Regions from separate parts of the Homo sapiens genome. Here regions 1, 3 and 4 are each linked to region 2. A link is a contact called in ENCODE Hi-C or POLR2A ChIA-PET data. All regions are on one chromosome and are shown on one strand. The core of a region is the stretch at or near the end of the contact, and the rest is flanking DNA. Distances in the headings are between cores, read along the strand shown. Region 1 holds the start of LINC00467 (long intergenic non-protein coding RNA 467). Region 2 overlaps INTS7 (integrator complex subunit 7). Region 3 holds the start of TATDN3 (TatD DNase domain containing 3). Region 4 holds the start of TRAF5 (TNF receptor associated factor 5).

What was found. A loop is a pair of places that touch in the nucleus more often than their neighbours do. ChIA-PET counts read pairs that join two places held with the same protein, here RNA polymerase II (POLR2A). Pooled maps may share reads with other maps.
Region 1: a loop to region 2 is called in a pooled map, with 4 times the contacts of the local background. The contact joins the promoter of LINC00467 here to the enhancer-like site in region 2. A Hi-C loop is called at or near these places in 7 of 50 pooled maps. POLR2A ChIA-PET finds 5 or more read pairs at or near these places in 2 of 52 experiments (MCF 10A and activated CD4-positive, alpha-beta T cell).
Region 3: a loop to region 2 is called in a pooled map, with 4 times the contacts of the local background. The contact joins the promoter of TATDN3 here to the enhancer-like site in region 2. A Hi-C loop is called at or near these places in 1 of 37 single-sample maps with no recorded cell type and 3 of 50 pooled maps. POLR2A ChIA-PET finds 5 or more read pairs at or near these places in 1 of 52 experiments (activated T-cell).
Region 4: a loop to region 2 is called in a pooled map, with 5 times the contacts of the local background. The contact joins the promoter of TRAF5 here to the enhancer-like site in region 2. A Hi-C loop is called at or near these places in 3 of 37 single-sample maps with no recorded cell type and 6 of 50 pooled maps.

Annotation. Positions count from the first base shown.
Region 1 is chr1:211,381,493-211,384,775 of GRCh38, forward strand. It overlaps LINC00467 (long intergenic non-protein coding RNA 467), which reads left to right and starts at 1,263. Exons shown (of 6, transcript NR_026761.2): 1 at 1,263-1,433. LOC124904504 (a long non-coding RNA gene) reads right to left here and starts at 1,252. Exons shown (of 2, transcript XR_007066868.1): 1 at 1,101-1,252; 2 at 1-906. LOC107985259 (a long non-coding RNA gene) reads right to left here and starts at 2,792. Exons shown (of 2, transcript XR_001738447.1): 1 at 1,779-2,792; 2 at 1,334-1,462. RefSeq lists an enhancer at 1,376-1,445.
Region 2 is chr1:211,937,293-211,940,627 of GRCh38, forward strand. It overlaps INTS7 (integrator complex subunit 7), which reads right to left. Exons shown (of 20, transcript NM_015434.4): 20 at 3,111-3,335. Among named protein-coding and RNA genes, the nearest start is that of INTS7, 97 kb to the right of the region's middle. RefSeq lists an enhancer at 1,613-1,692. Within about 2 kb of position 1,604, at least 5 of the 41 ENCODE cell types and tissues checked have a DNase peak (open chromatin) inside an H3K27ac peak, as active enhancers do.
Region 3 is chr1:212,790,544-212,793,999 of GRCh38, forward strand. It overlaps TATDN3 (TatD DNase domain containing 3), which reads left to right and starts at 1,351. Exons shown (of 10, transcript NM_001042552.3): 1 at 1,351-1,444. The coding sequence starts at 1,379. It overlaps NSL1 (NSL1 component of MIS12 kinetochore complex), which reads right to left and starts at 1,234. Exons shown (of 6, transcript NM_015471.4): 1 at 987-1,234. The coding sequence starts at 1,220. RefSeq lists enhancers at 1-685, 1,160-1,439.
Region 4 is chr1:211,325,448-211,328,684 of GRCh38, forward strand. It overlaps TRAF5 (TNF receptor associated factor 5), which reads left to right and starts at 1,386. Exons shown (of 11, transcript NM_001033910.3): 1 at 1,386-1,442. RefSeq lists enhancers at 90-591, 861-1,250 and a silencer at 1,311-1,680.

The DNA.
Region 1 (3,283 bases), core at 13-2,512, 560 kb before region 2:
CTAGAAAAAACTAATTTTCTCAAGAAGCAAAAGAAAAAATTCTAGGTATCAATAACGATGGACGCTATATAAAAAACAAAACTATCCATTAAGATGGCACCACACCCAGAAGGCTTTAAAGATGAGTTCTTCAAAACCTAAGAAATGTATCATTCACACATGCTATGTCTATTCCAGGTCATACAAAAATAAGTTAACCTGTCTGACTCCTAGCACAACCTGATACCAAAACTAGACAAGGACAGCAAAAGAAAACCATAAGCCAATCTAACTTAGGTGCATACATGAAAATCCAAAATTAACTACACAGCAAATTGCATCCAGCAATATATTGAAAAAATAAGATACCAGGATTCTAAGTTTGGCTCACCATTAGAAAATCTATTATTGTAGTTATTTTATTGTAGAGTAATGGAAAAAAGGCCATACAATCATCTCAAAGACTGATACTGAAAATACTTGGTAAAACTTAGTCATTTGCTGATTAAAAAAAAAACCGATATGGTAAACTACGAAAAGAACATAATTTGCCTATACACCCACACACACACACACCATAAACCTGCAGAAGATATCTTGAATGAAACCTAAGATGCAATCCAAAATAACTCCTGGTAAGAAATAAGTACCTCCGGCTACTATTCAGTGTTGCACTGGATTCTTGGGAAAAGCCAAAATTGTTCTTTACAGATAAATTCTTACCTACAAATCAAAGAGGACTGCCTGTCAAATTTTTAGAATACGAACGTTTAGTGAAGTGTCCAGATAGATCAACAATCAAAAGCCATTCTTATACAAGGATACTAATGGATTAATAGTCTATTAGTAAAAACAAACTACAATAACAAAAATAGCTATGAAAAAATGTTAAATGCGCACAACACCAAGCGAACTGCAACGCTTTACCTGAAAAACAAAGGGAGAACTGAATTAATTTAAAAAAATAGCCACATTGCTGGACGGGAATTCTCAATATTGTACTAGTATCCAATCTCGGCAAATCTACAAAAATATGGAATCCCAAACAAATCCCTGGAAATCTTTGCCATTTGGGCGCCAATCTACTAAAGAAATCGGCCCCAGGGTGTGAGGTTTCTCACATGTGCGTGAAAACGCTTCGAGAGGGGTGCAGCCGCGGACACAAAAACCGTGGCTTGAGTCCCCGCGCCCCTCCCCTCCCCTCCCCTCCCTCCCTCCAGTCCAGCAGCTCTTGCCTAAGGCTCCCGCGACCGGAAGAGTCGCTTCCGCTCCCGCCCCGCTCTGTGGCGTAGGCCGGACATTTCTAGTCGACTGTTGCGCGTGCGCGCGCTGTGACGTTCCCTACGCGGTCGGGCGTTGGGTTTCGCGGCGCTCGCCGCACTGGTTGTTCAGCACCTTCGGTCCGGTTGAGGTTGTCAAGTCGGACCAAACAGGTTGTTTCTCTGCAGTTTCCAGTAAGTGACCGTTCCAGCCGGGGCTGTGGCTAGAGTGTGAAGGCAAACCGGTAGAAGCCGCGCCGCCATTTTCTTCCCACCTCACTCTTTCCTCAATCTCCCTTCGGTCACTCCGAGGGGACTGTTGGTAGCCCCCCTCTGCCCGGTCCCCCGCTAATGAGGCCGCTCCCAAGCTCTGAGTTTCCCCAAAAGATGTGTCCTTTGTCATGAAAGCTCTCGTAGTATTTAAGTGCTAATACTCGACGGCCGCCGACTTCTCAGATGCACCCTGGAGGGTGTGCTCTTGGCCTGACACTTATTAGCCCTTCCGCTTCCTACAGTTGTGATGGGCCCTCAGATACTCACCAGGAAAATGTGATGCCCGCACCACCACTTCTTACTCCAACTTTCTTTGTAATTATGTCCTCTGTTTCAGAATCCTACTGCCGCGGAACAAAAATGTACCAAGGACCATTCCACTTAACGTCCCTCCCTTCCTTCTCAAACCCTTAAGAGTGCCTTAAGAGTAAGGTACTGACCTAAGTGCTTTACATGCATTTTATTTAATCTTCCCACGCAGTCCTTAAGTAGGCAGACATGAGAAAATTGAGGCACAGAAAAGTTTAATAATTTGCTCAAGGCAACATAGGTTGGATGTGGTAGGGCTGAAATTTGGATTTATTGTGTAGCTTACTCAATCTGGTGTTGTTATCATTCATTCCTTTCTCTTTCCCAAATACTGAGTATTCCTTTTTTTCTTAGTTGCTTCTACAGAGGAATTTTTTTCCTTAATGCTGTTTAGAGGGTTCTTCTTGAGAAATTTGGGTTCTGTCTGAAAACCCTTTTCTCAGAGCTCTCCTTACACAGACGCTTAAGTGTTGTTTTTCCAAATCTAAGCTCTAAACTTAATAATATTTTGCATATCCAAAATGTGCTCATGCTTCCTTAAAAAAGTACCCCTAAACCAGTACCCACCAACCAGCCCCCTTCCTCTACCTCAATATGACAATGGTTATCACTATTCTCAGCAAACATTTGGGCAGCTAGCTTATGTAAGACAATAAAGGTAATTGGGGTTTTGAAGAACTCTGAGGTTTAGTTCCGACCTGAAGGAGAAACATGAAAAGGCCTTCATAAAAAGGCCACATAAAATAGCAGATAAATCCCATCTCAGTTGCACAGAATACAAATTGTATAAGAGCAACTTTGGACAAATCAGGTAAAAGTGCTAGATGTGTTTACTCATCTGTAAAATGTTAAGGTTAGGCTAGGTCACTAAAATATTATAAATCTAATTTCAGAGAGAGGAGTGATAACTCTGTACTCACTATTGAGGGAGGTGGAGGCTGTAGTTTGTTTTTAGTGTTTTTTTTTGTTTTTTTGTTTGTTTGTTTTTGAGACAGGGTCTCACTCTGTCGCCCAGGCTGGAGTGCAGTGGCGTGATCAGAGCTCACTGCAGCCTCCACCTCAGCCTCCTGAGTATCTGGGACTACAGGTGTGCACCACCATGCCCGGCTAATTTTTGTATTTTTTGTAGAGACAGGGTCTCACTATGTTGCCCAGGCTGGTCTTGAACTCCTGGCTTCAAGCAGTCCTCCCACCTTGGCCTCCCAAAGTGCTGGGATTACAGGTATGAGCCACTGCACCCCACCTGTAGTGTGTTCTCGATACAGAGACAAGGTTGAAGGATTCAGAGTACAATTTTCTCATTTTGAATATCTGATAAAATCTGTAGACCCTCCATCAACAGAGGATTGGGTAAAGAAAATGTGGTGGTGTGTGTGTGTGTGTGTGTGTGTGTGTGTATGCCATGGAATACTATTTAGCCATTAAAAAGTCATGTTTTTTCAGCAACATGGATAGAACTGGAA
Region 2 (3,335 bases), core at 354-2,853:
CCATTTAACTGAAGGAGGCCGGGCATGGTGGCTCATGCCTGTAATCCTAGCACTTTGGGAGGCCGATGGGGGTGGATCACTGGAGGTCAGGAGTTCAAGACCAGCCTGACCAACATGATGAAACTCCACCTTTACTAAAAATACAAAATTAGCCGGGTGTGGTGGCACATGCCTGTAATCCCAGATACTTGGGAGGCTGAGGCAGGAGAATCACTTGAACCTGGGAGGCGGAGGTTGCAGTGAGCTGAGATCGCACCATTGCACTCCACCCCAGGCAACAAGAGCAAAACTCCATCTCTAAATAAATAAATAAATAAATAAATAAATAAATAAATAAAATAATTAAATTTAACTGAATTAAAAGTAAATTAATTCAGTTCCTCAATCACACTAGCCATATTTTAAGTACTCAATAGCTACATGTGGCCAGTGGCTGTAGCGGTTAGTGCAAATTTAGAACGCCTCCATCATTACAGAAAGTTCTGTTGGTCAGTGGTGCCTATACTCTACATACCAAGTGCCAGGTCATCTTATTCTCAATATTCTGTTGGCAGGTATTGGCACAGAAAGATCAAGTGACTTATCTAAGGATTAATGATGAGTCTTATAAATAGAATTTAAACTGACTTCTCTGGGACCCTAGTCTGAGGATCTTGTCTAATTGGTTTGTTCTTCTCTGAACAGTATCTTAACATGAGAAATGGCATATTCCCCAGTTGCAAATTGCCTGCTATCTTGGTTGGTTTGCGCTAGAAAGGTTATGTCTGAAGGTCTTAGTTTAAGCTGGAATACATTAATTTCTGAATAGTCAACATTCTATTGCTATCATCACTGAAGGCAATCAGCAGAATGTATTTACATATATTTCCTTGTATGTCTGCCTTTACATATTTTAATTAAATGATTTATAGCATAGTAGACAGAAATTCTATTTTGTTTAGATCATTATTACTCAATGTACCCAAATTGCATTAGGAAAGATAGCTTAAATGTGTTTAATAGCAGAGACAAGGTAATAAAATGCTCAGTGAGAACTGATCTAACACTTTGGAAAAAAAAATACTAAGGAGGATAATGACAGTAGTAGTAATAATAAAAGCAAATGCTTATATATCTGTTTTACTATATGCCAAGCATGTTCTAAGTAAATTCTATACTAACTCACTTAATTCTCATACCTACCCCATGAAACACTAATATGTTTCTCTATTAGGAATAAGGAAATTGAGGCATAGAGAGACTAAGTAGCTTGTCCAAGGTCATAAAGTTAAGATTGGAACCTCGGCAGTATGGCCCCAAAGGCTGGTGCTCTCAGTCACTGGACTACACAGCAGTCCCCCTTATCAGTAGGAGATACGTTCCAAGATCCCCAGTGGATGCCTATGACTGAGGATAGTACCAAACCCTATATACACTACATTTTTTCCTATACATACACACCTATGCCAAAGTTTAATTTATAAAATAGGCACAGTAAAGAGATTAAGTGATTATAAAATAGAACAATTGTAACAATATACTGTAATAAAAATTATGTGAATGTGGTCTATCTTCACCTCTGGGAACTGAAACTGAAAAGCAAAGTGAAAGTGAAAAGCAAAAACTGCAGATAAGGAAACACTACTGCACTGCAAAGTGACGAAGCACTGAGAAAAACTAGTCCTGTCTTCCTAGCTTTAACCAGCAAGTGCCCTTCATATTTCTAAATTTAGGGAACATGCCCACTTCACAATTAGTATGCATCTTTCTTTTCTGCATCTCATTTTTCTTTTCATTCATTAGTGTAGTGTTGAAGTTATAAACAGCTTCCCCCACCACAAATAACCATTTAACAGTTGATGCCAAAAATTCAGTAGATATTTTACTAAACAAAATCAGAGTTCCAATCCTGGATCTAATGGACATACTAAAATAAGTCTTTCTTGCTTCAGAGTTATGTTCAGTTCAGTTATACTCTGAACTTCTTGGACTTGCTTTTATTTTAATAATTCCTGGCCAGGCACGGTGGCTCACACCTGTAATCCTAGCACTTTGGGAGGCCAAGACGGGCGATCACCAGAGTTTGGGACCATCCTGGCCAACATGGTGAAACCCATCTCTACTAAAAAATATAAAAACTAACCAGGCGTGGTGGCACATGCCTGTAATCCCAGCTACTCGGGAGACTGAGGCAGGAGAATCACCGGAGCCTGGGAGGTAGAGGTTGCAGTGAGCTGAGATTGCACCACTGCACTCCAGCCTGGGCAACAGAGCGAGACTCTGTCTCAAAAAAAAAAAAAAAAAATTCCTTTCTGAGTTTGTGCCAGGAGCCCATAATACACCAAGTTAAAAAGTTCATAAACATAGCTATCAAAACCTATCTTTTAAGAACATAACATTTGGGAAGTTCTCAAAGGGAATTGATGGCTTACAAGATTTGCTTCTTTTTTGGAGAAATCTACCTTGAATGGCACCAGAAGCTTGAAATCCACATTGTAAACTTTAACCCTGAAAATAGCCACTTAATTACAAATAAAAAAGATCTCCAATTTAAGAAATGTTTTTGTTTGTTTTTAGTCTTTCAGTCACTTGATAATACAACTCTAGGCTGGAATCCAGAAAACCAGTCTAATTCAGTCACTTGACAGACAAAAAAAAAAACCCCTAAGATGTAGAGGTAAAGTGACTTGCTTGGTCACACAGCTAATTCACCAGAACCAAGAGTGAAACCCAGGCTTTCTGATTCAGCTGTTTCCACACCTGGTAAAAGAACAAGGGGTTCTGCACTGCTCTGGCAATTTTTCCTAAGCACGTGTTCCCAGGTGCTGAGATGACTGTGTAGGTTGTGTGAACCTCATACAACTGGGCTGCATCTGAAGAGATGTCATTCAACCGTGGACACTGTAGATCTGTACACATTTTATGAGAATGTTCTGGCTGTTAGCAGTACAATGGGTTGTGCTCATGAAGGCAAGCAATCTTGGAGAGACCCAAGTTGCAAATCACTTCTCAGTCCCAGAGGCCGCATGACAAGAAAGAAAAAAAAAACAACAACCCCTTTTTATTTTTTATCTTAAGCTCCATTCTCCTTTGAATTAATGTTGACTTTGAAGAGAAAAAGGCAAAACACAAGCAAAGAAACAGATATTTATTTAAAAAGGAAATTCCAGGGAAAGTACCCTGCTTTACCTTAGGAGCTGCATCCGGCCAAATTACTTATAGCATCGGCATCTGCAACCATATGATCCCTGATGTTTAGAAATCGTGATCCTGAAGCCCTAAATGATCCCCAATCAAAAAGCAGTTAAGTTATATCTACCATACTGTGCTAAGAAAGTCTATTTTATCATGGTTTT
Region 3 (3,456 bases), core at 101-2,600, 850 kb after region 2:
CTACTTATATTAGCGGAAAAAATTTAAAAGCTCATAATACCGCACATTTGTGAGTTATGAATGACCACAGTGCAAACAGTAAAAATAAAGGTTAATAGGCCGGGCGAGGTGGCTCACGCCTGTAATACCAGCACTTTGGGAGCCCAAGGCGGGCGGATCACGAGGTCAGGAGATCGAGACCATGCTGGCTAACACGGTGAAACCCTGTCTCTACTAAAAACACAAAAAAATTAGCCGGGCGTGGTGGCAGGCGCCTGGAGTCCCAGCTACTCAGGAGGCTGAGGCAGGAGAATGGCGTGAACCCAGGAGGCGGAGCTTGCAGTGAGCCGAGATCGCGCCACTGCACTCCAGCCTGGGCGACAGAGCGAGACTCTGTCTCAAAAAAAAAAAATAAAATAAAATAAATAAATAAATAAAACATGCAAAAGGAAAGATCAAATGCTGCTTGGGTGAATGGCTGACTTCCAGAATTACCCTTTCCAGGAGAATTCCTCATTGTCTGCGGCTGCATTGTCCAACAGGTGAGCCACTAGCCACTTTGTAGTTACTGAGCGCTTAAATGTAACTAGTTCGAAGATGTGCCGTAAATGCAGCACACCAGATTTGAAAAGCTTAGTACGAACAAAAGAATGTAAAATATCTCATTCATTTGATATTATTACATGTTAAAATACCTTGGATTTATTGGGTTAAACAAAATGTCTTATTTCCATTAACTTCACCTATTTCTTACTTTTAGTTTAAAACTACATAAAGATTAGCTTGCCTTGTATTTTCACTGGACAGCGCTGGTCTAAGTAATTAATAAGACCCAGCTGACATTAGCATCTATTTCTTTCTCCTCTAGCGTTTCTCGAACTGGTTCTACAGTAGCCTGGGGCACCGTTAATTCTGCCAAGGCCTGGCGTGGGATCTTTCTGAATCCTAAGATCCTGGGTGTTGGGTAAGAGGATGATGAGTAAAGAACTGGCTAACTGGTCCCGTACCCACTGCGCATCTCGCAGAGCGGGCTCCCGAATCTCCTCCGGCAGAGCGTCCCCGAGCTTTTGCACGAAGCGGCCGCACAGTTGTAGCATTTCGGTCACAGCCCGCTTCGAGGTGCAGCGCACCCGAAAGTCTTCTCGGGGAGTGGCGGAGACCAAGGCCTGGCTCTCTGTGCCAGCCGCGAGCTCCTTGTCCCATGGAGGGTCAAGGACCACCAACTCAGGAGACCCCGCCATTTTTCGTCGGAACTGTGGGCGGGGCACTCTGGGAGCGGAAAAGCGGGTTCACACTGGTGTAACCAGCATGCATCCGGCTGGAAACTCAGGACGCTGCAGCTGAAACGTTCCGGCTCCGGCTCTGCTGGCCGGTCTAAAGCGGCAGCCGCCGGGGCGCAATGCGAGCGGCTGGCGTAGGCTTGGTGGACTGTCACTGCCACCTCTCCGCCCCGGACTTTGACCGCGTATGTGAGGGCGATACGGGACCAGAGGGAGCAGGGAGGCCCCCGTCCTTTCCCCTCGTGTTATCTTTGCTCTCCTCCCTTGGGACGAAACCCCATATCCCCCGCCCAGACCCTTGTTTATGGCCATATGACCTTGCCCCTCATTTCCCTATTCCCTATTTAACCTCAGACATACCGATTTTTTTTTCCTGATTCAGTAGCGGTAAGCTATCTCCACAAGGCTTTTGTTTGCTCTTCTGAGTTCCTGGAATCGTTCCCTCACTCCCCTTGGCTGGCCTGTTTTTCCCCTCGGGGCTCTCACCTCCTGGCTGAGATGCCACTCTTTGTGGGAAGCGGTCCTCGAAACGCGTTCAAATCGGGGAGAGGTCGGGCGCGGGCTCACGCCCGTAATCCCAGCACTTTGGGAGGCCGAGGCGGGCGCTGCGCATCTCCTGTGTCCAGGAGATCGTGACCAGCCTGGGCAACATGGTGAAACCTCGTCCCTACAAAAAAAAAAAAAAAGCCGGTGATTGTGGCGTTTGCCTGTGGTCCCAGCTACTCGGGAGGCTGAGGTGGGAGAATCGCTGGAGCCCAGGAGGTGGAGGTTGCAGTGAGCTGACATCAAGCCACTGCACTCCAGCCTGGGTAACAGTGAGACCCTGTCTCAAAAAAAAAAAAAAAAAAAAATTCACAAATGGGGGAGAGAGGCAAACAAACAAACAAAAATACATGGCCGAGTGTGGTTGCTCACACTTGTAATCCTAGCACTATGAGAGGCCGAAGTGGGTGGATCGCTTGAGCCCAGGAGTTTGAGACCAGCCTGGGCAATGTGGTGAGACCCCGTCTCAATTAAAATAATAATACACACGTAAAATCAGTTACAAACTGTTTTACCCATTACGTGGGAAACTAGAGACTAATAATAGAGGATTAAGGGGGGTTTTATTTCAGGGGGAAATCCTCCCAGGAGCTGACACTTAAGGCTGAAAAGACAAGGAGCCACCCAAGCAAGGGGGTGAGTGTATGCTGGTTAGGGAAACAGATAGGTTGCAGGCCCCCAGACAAGCTAGAATTTGGCACATTTCAGTTGCCAAAAAGCTAAGTGGAGCCTGATGAGCTAGAAAGAGAAAGGCATGAAACAAAACTGGGGAGGTTTGCAGGGGATAGATGAGGTGGGTCAGTAAGGAATTTGGATTGCATTTGAAGCACAATGCAGATTCATTAAAGGGCTTTTTTAAAATTTATTTTCATTTTTTTATTTTTTTAGATTGAGTCTGGCTGTGTCCCTCAGGCTGAAATGCAATAGCATGATCTCAGGTCATTGCAACCTCCACCTCCTGGGCTCAAAAAATTCTCCTGTCTCAGCCTCCCAAGTAGCTGGGATCACAGGTGTGTCCCACCACGCCTGGCTAATTTTTTGTATTTTTAATAGAGACAGAGTTTTGCCATGTTGTCCAGGCTGGTCTTGAACTTCTGGCCTCAAGTGATCAACCCTCCTTGGCCTCCCAAAGTCCTGGGATTACACAAAAATGGATAGGCATGATGCTATCCATTTTAACACCATTTTGCTGCTGTATGGCAAATGGGTGGAGGAGAAGAGTGGAAGCTACAAGACTAGTTAGGAGGCTTTTGCAGTATATAGGCAAGAGATGTTGGCTGTTGGTACTATGATGATAGCAGGTGAGTTTGAGATGAATACATGGATTCAAGATACATTTTAGAGAGAGAATCCACAGTAAGTACTGAAGAATTGGATGTGGATAGCAAGGGAAAGGGAGGAGTCAAGGATGACTCAGATTATTAGCTTGTGCTATAGGGAAGATGGTGGTGCTGGTTTACTGAGATAAGGGAAGACCAAGGTCTGAGGTGGAGGTGGGGAGGTCAGCAGAAGGAATAGGTTTGTGGGGAGAAAATAAAGATTTATGTTTGGGGCATATTGGGAAACCTAATCCCATCCAAATGAAGATGTCATAATTTTTAAACATGAGTCATGGGCTCAGGAGAGAATTACAAGCTAAAGATAAAAATTGGGG
Region 4 (3,237 bases), core at 136-2,635, 610 kb before region 2:
CAACACCCACCAGTGCCTCTCCCCCACGGAGCGGTTCATCTAACTCACCAACCAAAAAAGGTTTGGATCTGGATTTCTGGCTCTTTGGAGAAATAAGAGATCAGGTAACAATAGGCTGGCACTGGGTGGTGGCTGCTCCACTAGATCCTCCACCTGCTCTTTAGTGCACCAGCGCCTCCCTCCTTTCTCCATGACCACAACCTCTGCCTCCCTCCTGTATGTTTCCTGCCGAGCTCCTGTGCACATCTGAGTTTTTGACTCCCAAGGTGTGTATTATTCTCCCCTTTTATTGACGAGGACGGTAACTGAAACTCAGAGCAGTTAAGTACTTTTCCCACGGTGGCCTAACTGAAAGTAAAGGATCTAGATAGAATTGGAATTTTGGTCCATTTCATTTATATAGAATGTATTGCCCTTGGAGAGAATATATTGTAAGAAAGAGCCCGTATCTAAGAGTGCGCAGGCCAAGCGCGGTGGCTCACGCCTGTTGGGAGGGCAAGGCAGGCGGATCACAAGGTCAAGAGATGAGACCAGCCTGACCAACATGGTGAAACCCCGTCTCTACTAAAAGTACAAAAATTAGCCCGGCGTGGTGGCACATGCTTGTAATCCCAGCTACTCGGGAGGCTGAGGCAGGAGAATTGCTTGAACCTGGGAGGCCAGGGTTGCAGTGAGCCGAGATCGCGTCACCGCACTCCAGCCTGGCGTGAGAGCGAGACTCCGTCTCAAAAAATAAAATAAAATAAAAAATACGTATAGAGAGAGAGAGAGGGAGAGAGACAGGCAGACAGCAGACCTGGATTCAAGTTCCAGCTGCAGAGCTTGCTGAGCGTGTCTAACCTTGGGTACGTCACTCCACGTTGCTGCTCTGGCCCTCAGACAGCTCATCTGTAAAATGGGGATGACCAGGCCTACTTCACCAGCTTGTTTTGAGGACCACAGGAGATGTTTGGGAAGCCAACCGGGGAGCTCTACAACTCTCAGAGATTGCTGGTGTTAGGCCAACAGCAAGAGGAGGGCTGGCAAATTTGTGCTACCCTGAAGGAAAGTCCAGGAAGGACTGATTTGAGCCAGATCTCAAGCAAGGCCTTGAGCAAATGGGTCAACACAGGAGAGGACGGGCTGAGCCTTGTTGTGCCTGACGGAAGAGCAAGACGGCCACAATTCAGACGCACGTGAGGGAAATCAGATGACTGGACTTGTAGATACTAACGGTTCTGAAGCGGGTAGGTTAGCTTTCCAACCGCCTGGATGACGGTCTCAGCCTCCTCCCGACCCCTTCCTGCGCGTCCGCTCTTCCCCTGCGCCCGCCCGCGCCCCTCCGCCCGCGCCCCGGCCCCGCCCCAGGCCTCGCCTCCGCTTCGCCGCCGCCGCCGGCCGCAGCCAGGAGCAGCAGCCGCGCCTGCAGACCGGCCTCGCGGAGCCCGCGCGCCGAGCCCCACGTGAGTCCGGCGGGTCGCCGCCCTGGGCACCCTCGCGACGGAAGGGCCGGGGTGGGGACACCGACGAGCGCTTTTCATCTCGTCCCAGTTACTTTGAAACCGAAAGCGCCTGCTGGCGTCCGGCCGGTCCCCGACCGGCGGGGAGGGCGCGAGGCGGCGGCTGGGCCGGGGGAGGCGGAGGGGCCCGGGCTTGCGGGAGACCGGCGGGGCAGGTGACCGCCGACGGCCCGGGGACAGCGGGAGCGGTGCGGAGCGGGTTTCTTAGCCGGGGAGAGGTGTGGCGAGGGCGGAGACTGGGGGTCCAAAGCTGGGGAGCTGGTCCAGAGGGCGGCTGTGGACCGGAGGGGCCAGGTTCCGTCGGGGTGCACTGGCGGGGAGGACTTTCAGGCACGTCCCGCACATCCGCACTGCAAACCAGGCCCTGGCCCCCTTCCGCACCCGAAGGCACCCTCTCCACCTTTGCAGGGCTTTCCAATCAAAGCAACTCCAGAATGAAACTTCAGGATTGCAAGGAATGGAAGCCTCTACCAGCTGTTCGTTTGCGCGTCTTCCTTTAGAAAGCAGCTACCCCCCTCCCCCAGAAGGCGAGCTCTAAGGAACCTTGACGCAAACCAAAGCTCCGAGAGGTGGAAGGAGTTGCCCAGAGGCACCCAGAGAATTCGCAGATTCTGAGTTCTCCGTACCAGATGGTCTCCACTTTGTTCCTGTTCTGCAGGGTCTTGGTGGTTCTGAGAATTTTCGGGGCCACGCTCTTGCTGCGGGTCCCACTGGGCCACTCTGGCTGGCCGACTTTCTCTGCTCATTCGGCCTCCTTCTGCTAAGTTTCCATATTTGGGTATTTCAGATTTACTTTCATGAGAACTCAGTTATCTCGCTGTGGCAGGCAGAGCTGCCTCAGGCGAGCATTGAGGTTGGTGAAACCAGGCGAGGCTCCCTGCCAGGGCTGCCCCTGCAGCCCCCACCCTCCATAGCCTTGGGCTCTGACCCACCTCCTGTGAGGATAGGCATCTGGTAACCAGTTTAATTCTGTAAATATTTATTGGGCAGGTGCTGTGTGAGAACTGGGCTGGGGCCAGTGGAATATGGTTATTTCCTCCAGAGATACTTGCATTTTAAAAGGGCTCTGGAAGACCTGAGATGCAAAGAAATTAGTTGAACCATTTCTGGAAATAGAACAGTTTTGGGTGTGTGCGAGATAATTTTAGGCAGCAAAAGGCTGGGCTAGGAACTCTCAAATCCCAGTGCAGCTGCTCTGCCTTATGTACTCACAAAGCTGAAAACAGGGGTGTTAATGTAATTGATGGTTTGGGTGGAAACACTTCCATCCCTAACTCTAATTTGAACTAGAAAGACAGAAATTGCTGCAGGAACGATGGATGTAAGATGGAAGTGGAAAACGCCTAGCTTCTGTAAAGGTTTTTGATTTTGTTACAGTTACTGTTTTTGTTGTAACTCTATGGAATGGATCACCTCTCAGATCCCTGGCTCCTGGACAGAGGCAGGAGAAAGTGTCTGAGCCAGCATCTGGAACATGGGAAGTGATGGAGAAGGCGACTTCTCCCACGGCCTCTGGGCTGAGAGGCCTGTTGTGACGGGCAGGGTAGGATGGTGGTATTTCCCTCTGTCAGCAGCAAGCCCGCTGGACTTGGGTAGTAGGGCGATGGAAAGAGTGTGGAAAAGAGCTGCCGTCCACTGAACGTCCTGACGATAGGGACTGGGATGTTTCAGTGGGGATGATTTGCACAGTCGGGGAGCTAGATGCCTCAGAGTCAGTCTTGTTAGGCTTGCAGTGGGA